2 separate regions of the Homo sapiens genome follow, and region 2 is linked to region 1. A link is a loop called in an ENCODE intact Hi-C map of the cell type or tissue named here. Cell type or tissue: CD4-positive, alpha-beta T cell. All regions are shown on one strand.

Region 1 (8,000 bases):
CTCTCTCGCATCATAGTCTAGATGAATGTTCTAGTTTGACAGGTGGTTCTGGGCCACGCAGTCATTCAGGGCCCCAGGCAGAGAGCATGTCTGCCATCTTTGGCCCATGACTTCCAGGGTAGCTGTGGTCATTGCCACTGTTGTCAGTAAGGAGGGAGCAGTGAGGAAGGATGATGCACTCCCATTGTTTTATGGGCCCCAATATGGAAATGGCCCACATTATGGGAAGAATTTAGCTAAGTTGGCCCAAGTACTGCAGAGAGGACTGGGAGAGGTTGTACCTGGTTGGTATCCAGATCCCAGGTAGAATTTATTTTTATGAATGAGGGTTAGAGTGGATGTTGGCTTACAACTAGCATTTTCCATCACAAAGGTGATACTTCCTTCCCCTCAGGCTGTTGCAACAAGTAGCTTACAGTAAATGTGCCCAGCACACACTGGTATTCAAGAAATGGGAACTCTTCCTCTTCCTATTTCTAACATGCTCTTGTCTGGTCTCGAGTCTGTAAATACCCTCCCTATGCTGGTCATTTCCAAAATTACATGACTCCTTCTAAATTCTCCCCTGAGCTCCAGCTCTAAATATCCAACTGACGACTTGTCGTACCCACTTGGATATGTAATAGACATCTCAAATTTAGTATGTGCATACGTTGAAATTTATCAAATCATGCATTTTAAATATGTGTAGTTTATTGTGTGTCGATTATACCTCAATGAAATGGTTTTGAAATAATGGTATGGACAAAAAGGAGCACTTGCTTTTCCCCCTGAAAGAGACCCTTCCCCAGTTGCCATCATTTCAGCAAATGGCACGACACAGTTGCCCATTTCAAAACTTGAGGTCTCCTCCTTGGGTCCTTTCCCCTCCCTACTCCCACATTCAACCTGTGGCAGTCCTGTCTGTGCCATATCGCAGGCCGCCTGCTTCTCCCCACTCATAGCCACGGCCCTGGCAGGGGCTGCCAGCATCTTGTGCTCAGTTCCTGCAACAGCCTGCCTGCTGGGACCCTGTCTCCACACTTGCAGCCTTCCAGTCCCATCTCTGTGTGTGTATGTGGTGAGATATAAACAATATCAAATGTACTGTCTTAGCCATTCTTAAGAGTACAGTTCAGTGGCATTAAGCACATTCACTTGGTTGTCCAACTGTCACCATCATCCATCTCCAGGACTTTTTCATCTCCCCAGACTGAAACTCTGTCCCCATTAAACACCAGCTCGCCATTCCCTTCACTCCAGCCCCTGGCAGCCACCACTCTACTTTCTTTCTCAATGAATTTGACTACTCTGGATACCTCGTGTGAGTGGGATCACACAGCATTTGTCCTTTGGTGTCTGGCATATTTCAGTGAGCATGACGTGCGTGCATGTTGTAGTATGTGTCAGAATGTCCTCTTTTTTTGAAGACTAATATTCCATTGTGTGGATAGACCACATTTTGTTTACTCATTCATCTGTCAATGGACATGGGTTGTTTCCACCTCTTGGCTATCGTGAATAACACTGCTATAAACATGGCAGGTAAGCAGCTGTTCGAGCCCCTGCTTTCAGTTCTTTTGAGTATCCTGAGAAGTGGAATTGCTGGATCTTATGGTAGTTCTAGGCTTAATTTTTTGAGAAACCACCATACAGTTTCCCAGCCACAGCTACCCCATGTTACATTCCTACTAACACTGCACAAGAGTCCCAGTTACTCCACACCTTCAACAACACTTGTTTTTGTTTTTTTGAGATGGAATCTCACTCTGTCGCCCAGGCTGGAGTGCAGTGGTGCGATCTCGGCTCACTGCAAGCTCCGCCTCCCGGGTTCACGCCATTCTCCTGCCTCAGCCTCCCAAGTAGCTGGGACTACAGGCGCCCGCCACCACACCTGGCTAATTTTTTGTATTTTTAGTAGAGACGGGGTTTCACCATGTTAGCCAGGATGGTCTTGATCTCCTGACCTCATGATCTGCTCACCTCGGCCTCCCAAAGTGCTGGGATTACAGGCGTGAGCCACCACGCCCGGCCTGTTTTTTTTTTTTTTTTTTATGATAGCCATCCTGATGGGTATGAAATGGGATCTCATTGTGGTTTTGCCGTGCATTTCCCTAATGACTGGTGATGCTGAGCATTTCTTCATATGTTCATTGGCTATCTGTATGTCTTCTTCAGAGAAATATCTATTCAAGCCCCTTGATCATTTTTCAATTGTTTTGTTGCTGAGTTTTAGGTTTATCCTTTAAAACATAAATCAGATCTAGTCATCTCCCACTTTACCCTCTTATCATTGGCTTTCCACTGCATTTAGAATGCAATCGGTCTCCTTCTCTGGTTACTAGCTACCTCCAAACCACCTCTCAGCACTTCCCTGCTGGCTCCCTGAGCAACCCCTAGGGCTCCTTTCTCTTCAGAGGCACCAAGCTCCTGCCCAGCTCTCCCTCCCAGCCCTGACCATCGCAGCACAAAGAGGTCTTCCCTGACTGCCTGAGCTATCCGCCTTAGGAAAAGGCCTGGCATTATTCTCGGTGCCTCATCTTATTTATCACGACCTTACAATCTTGGTTGCTCTTATCACTTTGCTCTTTCACACCATCTCCCTTTTCACACAGCTCCTCAATGCAGGTGTCTTGCCTGTTTCGCTTATGATACCTGATGTCTGCTCACAGCAGGCTGAAGTAAGTATGAGTTAAATGAATGAATTAATCTTCTATTACTCTCCTGTCACTATCACCACTACTTCTGCTCCTACCATTTCTACTATTTATTGAGAATCTCTATGTGCCAGGCACTGTGCTGGGCAACTTCACATACATTAATACCCTCAAAATCTCTGAAAATCAGGCACGTTGTCCAAACTGGGATCGTCATTTTCAGTCTCTGAAAATCAGGCAAAATCTCTGAAAATACGGAATGAGCATGCCCATTCCATAGATATGTCTCAGGTTATTAAGAAACATGTCTAAGGTGGCAGAGTATAATAGCAGAAAAATCCAAATCTTTCCACCTCCAGAGCTCATAGCTTTTTTTGATGCAGGAGCTCAAAATTGGCTTTCTGCTGTTTTCGTGCAAAAGGAAAACTGACCAGGGAGATAGCAGAGGTCACCTTTAAACTGTCCGTTGTGGAAACCTCTGGAAACAAATGCTTACACCTGTGAGGACAGCTTTCCACTGTGCCTCCCTGTGTCCCCCTCCCTTACTCAACTCATCTGACCCTCTTCCTCCCAGCTCAAGCCCCGCCTCCTCCTCCAAGAAGCCCACCCAGCCTGTGGGTTCCCTCTCAGCCCACAGTGCTTCCTCCCTCCTTGGAGTCCCCTGAACCCCCAAGCCAGAGCTGCCTGGCTTGTCTCAGCATGGTCCCCGTCTGCTGACCAGCCACAGGGCTTAGCCTCAGTCTTCTCACCAGACTACAGACCTGAAAAGAGAAGAAACCCCTCCACATAAAGCCAAGCAAAGACCAGAAAGCAGCAGGAAGGGAGACCAGATTTGCCTGGACGACCTCTCCAACAGACTTGCGCTCGGTTGAAACTTCCTCACTGGTCTGTGCACACCATGGAATGTTATTCTGCTTTAGGAAGGAAATCCGTCAAAAGCCCCGTGCTGATCAGTAGTGGGATTATGCCTGTGAACAGCCACTGTGCTCCAGCTGGGGCAACATAGCAAGACCCCATCTCATAAAAAAGGAAGGGAATCCTGTCACACATCTCAGCACGAGTGAACCTTGAGGATGTTATGCACAGATACAAGAAGACAGATACTATATCAGTCCACTCCAGGTTCCTGGAGTGGTCAAATCCACAGAAACAGAAAGTAGAATAGAGCTTGCCAGGGGCTGGAGAAGGGAAGATGGCGAGTTGGGGTTTAATGGGCAGAGTTTCTGTTTGGGACGAGGAGAAAGTCCTGATTCGGGTGGTGGTGATGGTTGCACAGCCATGTGAATGTACTTAATGCCAGTGCACTGCACACTTAAGAATGGTTAAAAGGGTGATGTTTATGGTATATATTTTACCATACAAATAATATACGCGCGTGTGTGTGTGTATATATATTTAAATGTCATGAGTGGAGTAGGGCTCAGCTGGCAGAGGTGCACCGCCTTGCTTGGTTTCCACTCCTCTTGAAGGAAGAGGTGCTGGCATCTGCACCATTCTTAGCGTCGGCACTGCTTTGCACCCCCCGGCTGGCCAGCGCGGGATGTGGGTGGGGAAATAGCCACTACAGTCCGGAGTCTCCCCACTCCCTCCCCAGGCCCACTTCCCCGACGAAGTTTCACTCCATTGTTCCTGGGCATCTCCAGGGGTGTCTAGTTTGAACAAGAAAAGGAATGTTCTGGATGGCTGGTCCTGGGCGCTCACCGGGAATGAACGTGAGCCACTCTTTCGCACACAGGCCACTCTGCGTCAGCCACTCTCGGGCTGCCCCGAAGTGATGTCCTGGTGGTCCGTGGAGCACACAGGAAAGTCCAGCAGACAAACATCATCAAGGTCGGGCATTCTGTCAGCTGCATAAACCCATTTTCTCTAAAATACTTAATGTTAACTTAGGAAAAAAGAAAAAAAAAAAAAACCAGAAAAGCTGCTTCAAGCCAGCCAACGTTCCAAGTCTCGCAGAAGCGTGTGAAAATCCCCACGCTCAGTCGCCCTCTCCCTGCACACGCCCCGAGTCCGCGTCTCCCTCCTGTGTGAATGCAGGGAAAGCGGGAGCGCGGCGAGGGGTCTGGTGCGGACCAGCCCCCGAGCCACAGAGTGCGGGGCCCGAGCTCCGGAAGCCCAGCCTGGGCCGCGACGGCCCCAATTCCAGCAACGCTAGAGGGCGCCCGTGCCAAGCGCCCGCTCCCGGCAAGCCGCGTGCTCCCGGGTGGCCGCAACCGCGGGCCGAGGGGGCGGAGTCATGGAAACACGTGCCACGGCCTGGATGAACCTGCAGGGCCGAACGCTCAGTGAAACCAGCCAATCACCAGAGCACAACTGCCGCGGCACTCCGCTGACCACCCACCTACCTGCCGTTCTGTTCCGCGTTGCCACAGAAAAATACCATAGACTGTAGCTTATAAATGACGGAAATTCAGTTCTCATTGTTCCGGATGCTGAGAAGTATGAGATCAAGGCACCGGCAGATGCGGTGCCTGGCGCAGGTCCTCTTCCTGGTTCTTGCCGTCTTTTCAGGGCACCCTCACATGGTGGGAGGGGCCGAGGATCCCTCCGGGTCTCTTTTATAAGTCCATCAATCCCATTCAGGAGGACTCTGCCCCACCACCTGTTTGTATTGTCTCCCAAAGGCCCCACCTCCTAAGACTATCACTTTGGGGGTCAGGATGTCAACATGTGACTTTGTGGAAAAGGGGGTGCGGCATGAACATTCAGTCCGTTGCACTGCAGTAGTCAGACTCGTGGAGACAGGAGGTAGAATGGTGGTGACGGGCTGCAGGAAGGGGGAATGGGGAGCTAGTGTTTCCTGGGGACAGAGTTTCAGTTTTGCAAGATGAAATGTTCTGAATATGGATGGTGGTGACGGCTGTGCACCATTGTGAGTATACTTAATGCCACACTGAACTGCACACTTAAAAATGTTTAAGGGCTGGGTGCGGTGGCTCACGCCTGTAATCCCAACACTCTGGGAGGCTGGGGCTGGGGGTGGATCACTTGAGGTCAGGAGTTTGGGACCAGCCTGGTCAACATGGTGAAACCCCGTCTCTACTAAAAATACAAAAATTAGCTGGGTGTGGTGGCACAAGCCTGTAATCCTGGCTACTGCGGAAGCTGAGGCACGAGAATCACTTGAACCCAAGAGGCGGAGGTTGCAATGAGGTGAGATTGCACCACAGCACTCCAGCCTGGGCAACATAATGAGACTCCATCTCAAAAAAAAAAAAAAAAAAGTTAAGATGGTAGATTTTATGTTATGTGTATTTTAACACAATAAAAAATCAAAGGTAGCTAATTCCCATTCTGCCCCAATTTCAGAGAAACACGTGGGCGAAGACAGGGAGGGGTGACTGTCGGTGCTGCCCGGGCCCTGCTGCCTTCCAGATCTCTGGCACCAGGGCTCTTTCTAGCTCCCTCCCCAGAAGAGGACATCAGCGACTTGCACAGGCCCCTTCCTGGGCCTGCCTGAACTGCTGGGGGCAATGGTTGTGGAGAGAACCCAGTGTGTGGGCAGAGAGCAGGCAGCGTGCCCCCTTCCCATTCTGCTCCAGCATATCACTCTTGTTGCAACACAGGATGAGTGTTCCCACATTTTGTTTAATATTCACACGCTATAGAGTGCTTCCTCCAGCTCCTCAGTCTTCAGGACAGCCTGGACTCCGGGACTGGTGGTGAGAAGCAGCAGAAATAACAAGCATCCCTGGCCCAGCTCGCTGGCCCCTGGTTGCTTTAGGGAGTCCTGTGCCTTCTCTGAGCAGGAAGTCCCTCATTGAAAATGAGAGGGTTGGACAAGACGATCCCTGAGAAGCCTTGGAGTGCCAGCTTTCTGAGAACTGGCCTGGCACAAATGCCCCATTTAGTACACACGAAGCCAAAACAGAGAGGAACAGGGCCCCAGCAGGAGGAGTCAGCGAGCCGGCCCAGAGCACGCTTCTTAGAAAAGGACACGCTCAGGGACAAGGGCACCATGACCTTCCCAAAGGCACAAAGGGCACAGGGCTCTGCATCTCCTGTTTGTTCCCGGTAGAACATCTCGCTGTCCCGGGAGAATATATGAGGAGTGCATAAATATACAGCCCCGCACTGCTTCCTGGGCTCTTGTGTGATTCCAGGGCCTGTTCTCCAGCAGCTGTGAGCACCCACCCAGACCCCACTGGCCTGGGGACGGCCATTGAGCCAGTCCCACCTGTGAGCCCTTCAGCGATTCTCTGGCCCCCAGCCCCACCTGTCTGTCCACTTTTCCTGGCAGGCTGGTTAGGGGATAAAGCAGATGCACGGGACACTTTACTTGCCCCTTTCCCGTCCACCCCAGTTCAACCCTCCAGGTTACCCTCCGGCAGCAGAGCCACCCCTGCCCAGGACGCGCACTGCCTTCCATTAGGCAACAGTTTCATGAGGCATTTGCCGTCCTCAAGAGGCTGACGTGACAGTGCCTGATTCACAGAGGCTTCCCTCTGACCCAGGTCTAGCTGGCTCCCCAGTGGGACACCCCAGGGCCTTTCCTGGCCCAGATCTGCCGCTCTGGGCTGTCCTGAGTGAGGAACACCTGAATAAGCCACAACATCAAGGAAAGGACCATGAGGATGGGAGCACCCGGGAGCAAGCCCCTCCCTGAGCCTTGGAAACCCCGTGACTCCTATTTTCCATGTCATTTTCTCCATCATGGAATGAACACTTAGAAACTGGAAGCTCGTGAGCAGAATGATTCTGTCCTAGAGCCTGAAGGCGTGCATCAGGGCTGGGTCCTTCCCTGCAGCATAGCTTCTAAACCAACGATTGATATCTTCATTTACCAGCACGATAAAAAAGGAATTCGTTTTCTTAGAAGCTGTGCCTGTCACTCTGCTCAGAAACAGTCCAAGCAGCCGTTCCAAGTGTGGCCTTCAGCCCATGCCAAACTTAGATCAACTGCAGGCTTGGAGCTTTCTGAGGCGAGAATGGAAGTATGTGTGCTGCAGTGGTGTGTGTGGGTGTGCACTCGTGTTTGTAGGTAGCATTTACACACACCCACCGTGGGCATGTACATGTGTCTCCCTGTGCCAGTATGCTGAGAGCTTCAGGACATGGCAGGCACTCCACATGCAGGGGATGGAAAAGCCATCACATTTATTGTCTGTCCTTGTGCGGTATTTAAAATACAACTGAGAATGTGTGCAGATTTTTAAATGTTACTGGACCACTTGGGTTTTTTTTGAGACCGGGCTGACTCTGAGCCAGACTGCATCTGTCTGCGTTGAAAGGGACCATTCTTTCCCTCCTGCTCCCGCCCTGCCCCCTCCACACACACCCTCCTTCATGTGAAACCCGAGCATTTCCTTTCCCGTAAGCCTTCTTCTAGAAGCCTGTGCTCAGCACAGGGGCCAAGCCCTGCGG
Region 2 (8,000 bases), 73 kb after region 1:
CTGCAGCTGCGCCAGGCCAGGCCATGCAGCTTCCACTGACTTCAAGGAGAACTGGGCAACATGGCAGAGGGTCGAGTCCACACAGACAAAGCTCCTGGCAACATCAGTCATCACAGCTCAGCCATCATGGAACTCCACAAACACCAGCGTGGCCCACATTCAATTCTGGAGGACAAAAAGCTCAACATCTACAGTCCTACTTCCTTCCGGTATACTCTACCTACCCCTCTCCACACACACACACACACACACACACACACACACACACACACACACACACAGACAAAACATCCTCAGCAACATGGATCTTGCTTAATCTTTAATAAAATACAAGCTTCTTCCCATGCAGCCATAGAAAAGAATGAAATCATGTCCTCTGCAGCAACATGGATGGAGCTGGGGGCCATTACCCTAAGAAGCAGAAAATCAAATATCTTATGTTCTCACTTATGAATGGGAGCTAAACAATGGGCACACGTGGACATAAAGATGGAAATAATAGACATGGGAGACTCCAAAAGCGGAGAGGATGAGAGGAGGGGGAGGGGCAAAAATACCTATTGGGTACCATGTTCAATATTTGGGTGTTGGGTACATTGGAAGCCCAGTTCCCACCATGACACAACAGACCCATGTAACAAACATGCATGTGTACCCCGGAATTTAAAATAATTTTTAAATGTTTAACCCTAATATAATTGTGAGGAAATAATTTAACAAATCCAGATGGTGGCACATTCTACTAGACAGCTGATCTGGACTCTTCAAAAATATCAATAACATGAAAGACCACAAAAAGCAGGGGCTCATTCTAATCGATTTAAACAAAACTTAAATAACATGACAACTGAAAAAAGCATATGCATGCCCCTAGACTCAGCCCATGAGCAGAAGGTTGCAGCCAGGTAAGTCTGATTTTGAGGTATATTCAGTGGAAAAGACACTACAAGGAAAGCGCTTTCTGATCATCCCCCGCCCCCAGGTGCGGCATGCACAGTGCGTGATGTGATGATTCTGCGGCTAGAAAGGGGTACATTCATGGACTGAAAGAGCACATTTTTCCTTTGAACTAAGGAAAAGATCCTTGGGTGATGTTGAAGGCTGTGCGGAGTGTTTGTGAGGAGTGAGGCAATTCCCAGGGATTTTTCTTCTACAAACACACAACGGGGGTGAGAAAATCAGACACAAAGTCAGGCTTCATGAGGCTAAGGAAGAACTTTTCCTCCTTTAGCGAATTTTCTGGAAGCCCTGCCGAGGCTACCCCCACCCCATGAACGCATCCAATGCTTTTGGGAACCTGTGCTAATCTGTCGGGTTTCTGCATATCTCTTTGCCCAACCAAAGGGACCCCAGACCCTGCCACCTTTGTCCGGAAGAGCTGGCCTCGGAGGGACAGAGACTCTGAGCCTGCGTCCCAGGAAGAAAGTCACAGGTAGGAGCTTCGGGCCCCCTCGCTCTCCCCAGCAGCACCACCCACTGGCAAAGGACCCAGGTCTCTTTCTCCAAGGGACAGGGGGGTCGGGAAAAAGAAAAGACAAGACTCTCCTGTGGGAAAGAAACACATGTGAGGGTGCTGGAGGGTTTCCTTCCTTCTTCTGGAGTTTTAACAAAAATAGACTCTGGGATGAGGTTGTAGGACAAGGAAGTGCTCCCTTGCTTGACTGGTGTTCTTTCTGCCCTCACTGGAATCTGCTTGGCAGCCGAGGGCGGTGACGTTCCTGTAGCTTCCGTGGGGAATTCAGGTGCGTGTGTGTGCGCGTGTGTGTGCGTGTGTGTGATAAGCTGTTTTCATTTTACCATCCTAAAAAAAGAAAAAGTCAGACGAAGGCACAGAAAACGGCTGAGGAATTCCTGGCAAGGGCAGACTCACCCACTTACTAGCTTTCCGCTTAGCTTGCCACCGGGACACTTCGATAGTCCAGGAGACAAATCTGCTTCCTCTCTGGGGCTCTCCCGGTTGAGAGGTCGGCGGAGTTAGCCGTCATCTTTCCCTGTAGGTTCTGAGTCTATCAAGGTGCAGCCCAAATGCAGAGGAAGCTCCCGCACCCAGGGTTTCCCCTGGCGAGTGACCGAGCCCCTCTGACCAAACGCGCGCTCAGGCGCCTTATGGATCACACGGTTCCAATGGCCCGGGAGACAAGCAAACGTGCCAAGCGTGGGCTTCGATAGAATACTCGCCTCACCACCGTGGCACGGAGAGAAAGCCCTGATTTCTCTTTCATTCCTAAAGGGCTAGAATTCTGTCGTCTAAAACCTGCCTCATGGAAGCCCGTGGAAAAAACTGCCTGCGGAAGAGACGAGGTTGTGAGCGCTTATAGCACAGATGGAGCAGAGTGACCACAGCTGAGGGAAAACAATGAACTTTATGTTCTTCCAGAACAAATTACACACTCCCCCCAGCCCATAAAGGCTTTTTATGTAACTGCAGTCAGGCAATACCTGGGCAGGGAGCGACTGCGGGGGATCCCACATCCCTGCGCGGCTCTTGCCTCGGGCAGCCCCACCACGCCCCTCCCAGCACCCAGGGTGTCTCGGCCCTGCCCAGCCGGGACCCACCTCGCAGGCCCTTTTTCCCACCGGGATTCAGGCGTTTCATGCTGACTTGGGCCCTCGGGGGCCACGGGCCAAGGGAGGAGGGAGGGGCAGGCACCTCGCCATGGAAGCTGGTCTCTGGAGGAGCCCCCAGCCTGGCAGGGCGCTGGGTGAGACAGGTGGCTGGCCACCAGCCGTGGTGGCGAGGAACAGCGTGGGCTGCAGCGCCCTCACCATAACCGATGGCGACAACTGAGGCAGGCCCAGGACTTAGAAATTAGCATTCAAAATGTACAGCCTAAACACCCTGCACCAAAAGCCCAGCCTGCTCTCTAGGCGTTCCATCAGCCGTCCATGCTGAAATGTCCTTCAACCTCACCGCCCCCTGCAAGCCCTCCCGCTCTCCAGCCGTGCGCAGGCAGGCCACGGTCCCCCCCACCTGTGTCTCGTGTGACAACAAAGCAGAGGAGGAAAGGGAGGGGCTGAGCTTGTCACGGGGGGGTGGGGGCCTGCGACACAATAGCGCGCAGTCCTAGCTGCTTTATTGAGGATACTGTGTTGAATAAACCAATGACTAAGAGAGACGAAGGTGAGCTTTCTGTAATTCCCGGGAATCGTCGGAGGCAGTTACAAACATTTTGTTTTATCAGTTAATTTCACCCATCATGCCCCCTCGTGGGAACCACAATTGAGGTCTCTCCACAGGCTGTATTTTTAGGTGACGCACCCACATCTAAGGCAGCCAGGATGGTCGGAAAGTGTCTGCCAGCAGACTGGGGATCCCCAGGGGCCCCATCAGCCCAGGGCTGCTCCTCAGGATGGCCGCGGGGCCGTGCCGGCCGGGGCACACCAGGCCAGGGTGGGCGGCTGTTCCTGGACCCCAGCGGGCGTCTGCCTCCCCTACAGCGGGTCCGGGCACCCCGGGTCTACTTCCAGTTCAGAAGCGCAGCACTGAGTAGGGTGAGGTGGTCATGGCCCCTTCTTCTCTCAGTGAGCATCTGGACCCTGGGGGCCACGTGCCTCACACAGACTCTCCAGCAGCTGCCTAGGTGTGGATCGCTTTAGGAAACTCAGCTCCTAGCTCCCTAACTTCTGCACACACTCTTCCCTGAAATCACTGGGCCTGAGATTGCTCCTCGGGGCTCTCCTTCCCACCTCCCTCCGCGGGTGCCAGCCTGCACTTTGCAAACCACGGGGGGCTTGCACCTCCCCTGGCCCTCCTCCGCCTTCCCACCCTCTTCTCTCCCCGCCTCCACTACCCAAGTTTACCGTGGAGCACCAAAAGAACAGCTTGGTTTAGGGGGTCTTCTTTGAGGAGGGGTAACAACGGGGTCAATATTAATTTTGGAGATAATGTGAGCCACGCTGGCCAAGCACAGCCCTCAGCCCTTTCAGCAGAGCCGTGTGCTGCACACACATCTTCAGCTTTTCTGGGCCTCCGTTGCCTCTGGGTACATTTGGATTTGAAGCTGGAGAGAACCGAGCAGAAAGCAAGGAAAACGAAGTTCATCGAGGGCTTTTTGGCCCGCGGTAGGGGAACAGGCCCACCGAAGCACACCCCGGTTTCCCACAGTGACGTTCAGCTGCTCTCTCTCCCTCATGAGCTGGAGTCACGCTACGGACCCAGCCGTAAAGCCCTTGCGGTGTATTTCCACTCCAAATGTGGTAGGAAGGTCCTTGGCTTGCAAATGCTTTGTCCTAAGGCTCAAGGACTTCACCTGGCAAACACATCTCACCACCTTGCTGGTGCGAAACCGCCTGGGCTTTCACTCCAGCCGAGGCGAGGCATCTAAGTGCGCTTCTCCGGGTTGCCACTAGATGGCATCAGAGCTCCATCACGGTCCCTGCCCACCGGCGCCTCAACTCAGACTGGATTCCTGCTGGGGAAACCGAAAACAAAAGGAGGGGAGGGGGCGCGGGTGGGAAATAATTTGCCAATACTTTCTTATGAAGTTGAGAAATAACTAAAGCCACCGGTTCCAGTCTTGAAAACCAAGGCCCATTGGCAGTGGGTTATCAGAACTTACTAACTTTAGAGTCACTGAAGTTGGTATACAATGCCCCACTGTTAAATTGGTAAATAATCCAAACAAACAAACACAAAAAACAAGGTCCAATTCTAGCTTATTTGGAATCATAAGAGAACACCATGCATTAAACCCATAGCAACTAAGTTTGCAACAAATAAGTACAAAAGATGGAAGCTCTCTTTAATTTGTAGCCCCAAATAAAATGCCACTGATCGCATCCAGCATGTCTGAAACAGGCTAGTAAATAACGGATTTTTAAAAGCAATTTCTTTTCTGTAGACGCTGATGGACAAGAAAGCTCATCTTGGCTGGAGTTGAACATGGGGAACTTCTTGGTTCCTCTCACTCTTTCCTATTCTCAGAGCCTCTCTTCTGTTTAAGACATCACCTAAGATCCCAGGCTCCTCCTCCCCCTGTTACAATGTGCAGAGTGAAGTTCCAATAGTCAACTTGCCAAGAGACAAGGCTTCATGAAAATTCTCCCCCTGGGAAAGCCAGAGTCATTTGCCCTGGAGGCTCACAGGGACACACACACACACACAACCAGCCCAGAAAAAACAAAAGAACAGCCCTCAACCCTCCTTACCAGCCCCCTCCCCCCAGCTCCAGTTCTGGCCCCTTCCCTGCCTCTGCACCTCCCCACGATAAGCCCCAGAGATAAGATTATGCCAGGTGACAAGGGAAATCCACACTCCCGAAGACTGTGCCCCTAACTATCCCCCCCATCCTCATGTTAATTCTCAGTGCCTTCATTTTGTGAATCAGCAAATGTTATATAAATGATTTACCATTTAAAGGTGCGATAACATCAGACCAGAGGGAGATAAGGGGCTTTGTGTGACACTTGAAGCCATGGTGTTGGGAGTCACGGAGGCTTTCCTTCTCTGGCTTCCCAGGGCTTTAGGCCCCTTGTTTATCTCTTCCTCTCACCAAATTACTTCGGGCCATTTACACGTCTCCTTCCCCCACCAGCTCAGCTTCCTTCTCTTCCCACGCCTTCTGTGAGGCTCTCTGCCTGTCCCACCGCTGGTCCCATGCTTATTGGTGGGGATTTCTCAGAGGCTTCTCTGGATGTGTTCTGAGCTCTCAAATGGCAAACAGTGTTTTTCCAAATTCTGTTTTCCCACTGTGTAATTTTAAAACCTACACAATCATACAAGCATCACCCCCTGACCTCGGCCATCATTTTTATTTTGCATTTTCTTTAACATTCTCCATCCAAATGAATCCATCTGCAGCTCGCCATTCCAGGCTTTGCAAAGTCCTCATTCTTCTTTTTTGGTGTGATCCCATTAAGTTGATGTTTTTAGTAGTGGACATCTAGTTGGCTTAAAATATTTCACTGTTGAAAGCCTCACTTGTGTTTAACATCGAACTCACACTGGAGTAAACTAGTATGATATGCATGTTAGTCATTTATGCATATTTACAAATCTAAATATCTGTTGCGACATATAAAGGATGACTTTTCCTAGACTTCATAGCTCCCTTTGTTTCAAACTATGATGCAATTTTTTCTGAAGCTCATTGAGACGGCTTATACACAAACTATGATGGGGGAGAGGCACAGGCAGGTGCTCTGAGGGGAAGACTTCCTTGGCCCTGCAGGCATCTGAGCCTCTCCCAGCCATGCTGCCCGCCTCTGTCTGCGGCTTCTTTCCTTAGCAGAGTGAGACGCGAACACACGGCTCCCGGCAGCATGGGGACCCTTCGACTCTCGCGACAGAACCATAACTTCAGAGCCCCACCACACTCTCTCACTTGCGGTTTATCCTCGTGTTTTAATTTCCTGTATTTACAGTTTTTCTCAAAGGCATTCCGAAGGTTCTCCATTGAATCATCTCACTAAAACCCCTCTTAAAAGACAGCTCAAACGTCTAAGTTATAAGAGATAGATATGATTCATTCCTTTGAGAAAAAATAAACTGAGGCACAGCTAAGCCCGTCGTGCCCCTGGGCCTGATGGGCCGGCGGGGCCTTGCACTGCCTGGTCTAACCTGTGGCTGCTGGTGACCAGGCTGTGTCCCCCGGACCTCCTCGGCCTTCAATGGAGGAAGGTCAGATTTCTCAGTCAGATTTTGCTTGGAGAGCCCAGCTATTTCGTTCCATTGAAATAATTGGAGAAGTTCTTTTTTCCACAGGCATCCTGCCTGCACTTCATCGTGTGTATTATTTTGGATTTGCTTCAGAAAGAAAAATGGCCTTTCACGGCGTTTACGGAATGTGGGCAGAAATTGGACCGGGCAGACATAGAGCTCCGCACAGAGATGGAAAATATTCAGGGTGAACACGCACACTCGACACCCACGCTCCCGCAGAGAAGCGAGCCCCAGCGCTGGCCCCACACCTGAGTGCCTCCTCCGCCGGAGACCCGCCAGCGGCCAGGCAGCCTCTGCTCCCCAGGCCGGCCTCCGCACCTGCTTTATCCGCCCTTGGGTGGCTGCGATAGGAAGGTCCAGAAGTTTCCTGCCCGTGTGCACTAAAGTGCTCCGTGTGCCTGCGCCCCGGGACCCACCTGCGGAGGCCTGGAGAGGCCCAGCCAGCCCAGTCTCCTCTGCACCTGAGGAAAGGAAGCGGCTGCCCCTAGAACGGAGGAGCTGGCTGAGAAGCTCAAATCCTGGGACCGCCCCCTGCCCCCCTCCAAGTTCTGGATGCCAGTGGGTGCGGGTTTCCCCTGCTGTCTTCACCAGAGGGGCCTTCTCTACGCCACCTCCTCCCTCTGTCCCTTCTCCTCCCCAGGGCCCAGGGTCTCTAATGAAGGAAACGATTACGTCAAAGCAATCAGCACCGAAGTTTCAGAGAGGTCCTGTATCTTTTAAAACAGAAAGGACAGAAGGCGTCTCAAGCTGCAGCCAGAAGGTCCGCAATCCAGCCAGCAGACGCCAAGGGACGCTCTGTGCATGGCCATCCCGGGGGTTTCAGAGGCATCACCAAACAGGGGAAGGGGAGCTTCCCTGCGACGTCTCTCCCTGTCACACAGTTTGCTCCCTATGGTCATCAATGAGCCCTTCCAAATATGAGGGAATTTGCACCACAGTCCTCGTGCTTCCTCAGAGAAGGTCGTCGCAGTAAAAGGCCCATCACACTCTTTCTTCACAGTTCTGGACTCTGATCTCTTTTCTGATGCCACCCCCATTCTGTCTTCTATCCCTCCACATCCACCTAATGTCAAACTTTAAAAATAATGCATATTAAATGGCCAGCAATTGGTCACCTGGGGGAAGATGAATTGAGGCCATCCAGGGACACACCAGAGTGAACCCTCAAAATTCCAGAAACTCTTCCTAAGAGAAAGAAATTATGCATCCATCATTTTCTTTTTGCCCCAAATGTAGACACAACATTTGTTTGCCTGGTGGATAAAACTGAAAGTTATGCTAATATTGGAAACCCAGATCTGGGCATATCAGAGAAATTTGTTTTTAAAGGGACATTGCT

The links. Hi-C counts contacts between places; a loop is a spot of excess contacts. Peaks named below come from ENCODE experiments on the same cell type or tissue, not always from the same donor. Only the 100,000 strongest peaks of a DNase experiment are listed, where the experiment ranks them.
Region 2: a loop joins it to region 1, with 6 times the contacts of the local background. A loop is called at or near these places in 7 of 110 quality-filtered maps.

Annotation. Positions count from the first base shown.
Region 1 is chr6:1,519,344-1,527,343 of GRCh38, forward strand. The region is part of intron 2 of LOC102723944 (a long non-coding RNA gene); the gene reads right to left. Among named protein-coding and RNA genes, the nearest start is that of FOXCUT, 82 kb to the right of the region's middle. RefSeq lists an enhancer at 4,756-4,925 and a silencer at 4,830-4,889. In CD4-positive, alpha-beta T cell, CTCF peaks have their summits at 4,797 (motif pointing right) and 5,002; DNase peaks (open chromatin) are centred at 4,848 and 7,958; H3K4me3 peaks cover 745 bases; H3K27ac peaks cover 1,372 bases.
Region 2 is chr6:1,592,086-1,600,085 of GRCh38, forward strand. No RefSeq gene overlaps it. Among named protein-coding and RNA genes, the nearest start is that of FOXCUT, 9.4 kb to the right of the region's middle. RefSeq lists enhancers at 2,101-2,618, 3,823-4,376, 4,253-4,302 and a silencer at 5,413-5,647. In CD4-positive, alpha-beta T cell, CTCF peaks have their summits at 4,346 (motif pointing right) and 4,547; a DNase peak (open chromatin) is centred at 4,346; H3K27me3 peaks cover 2,644 bases.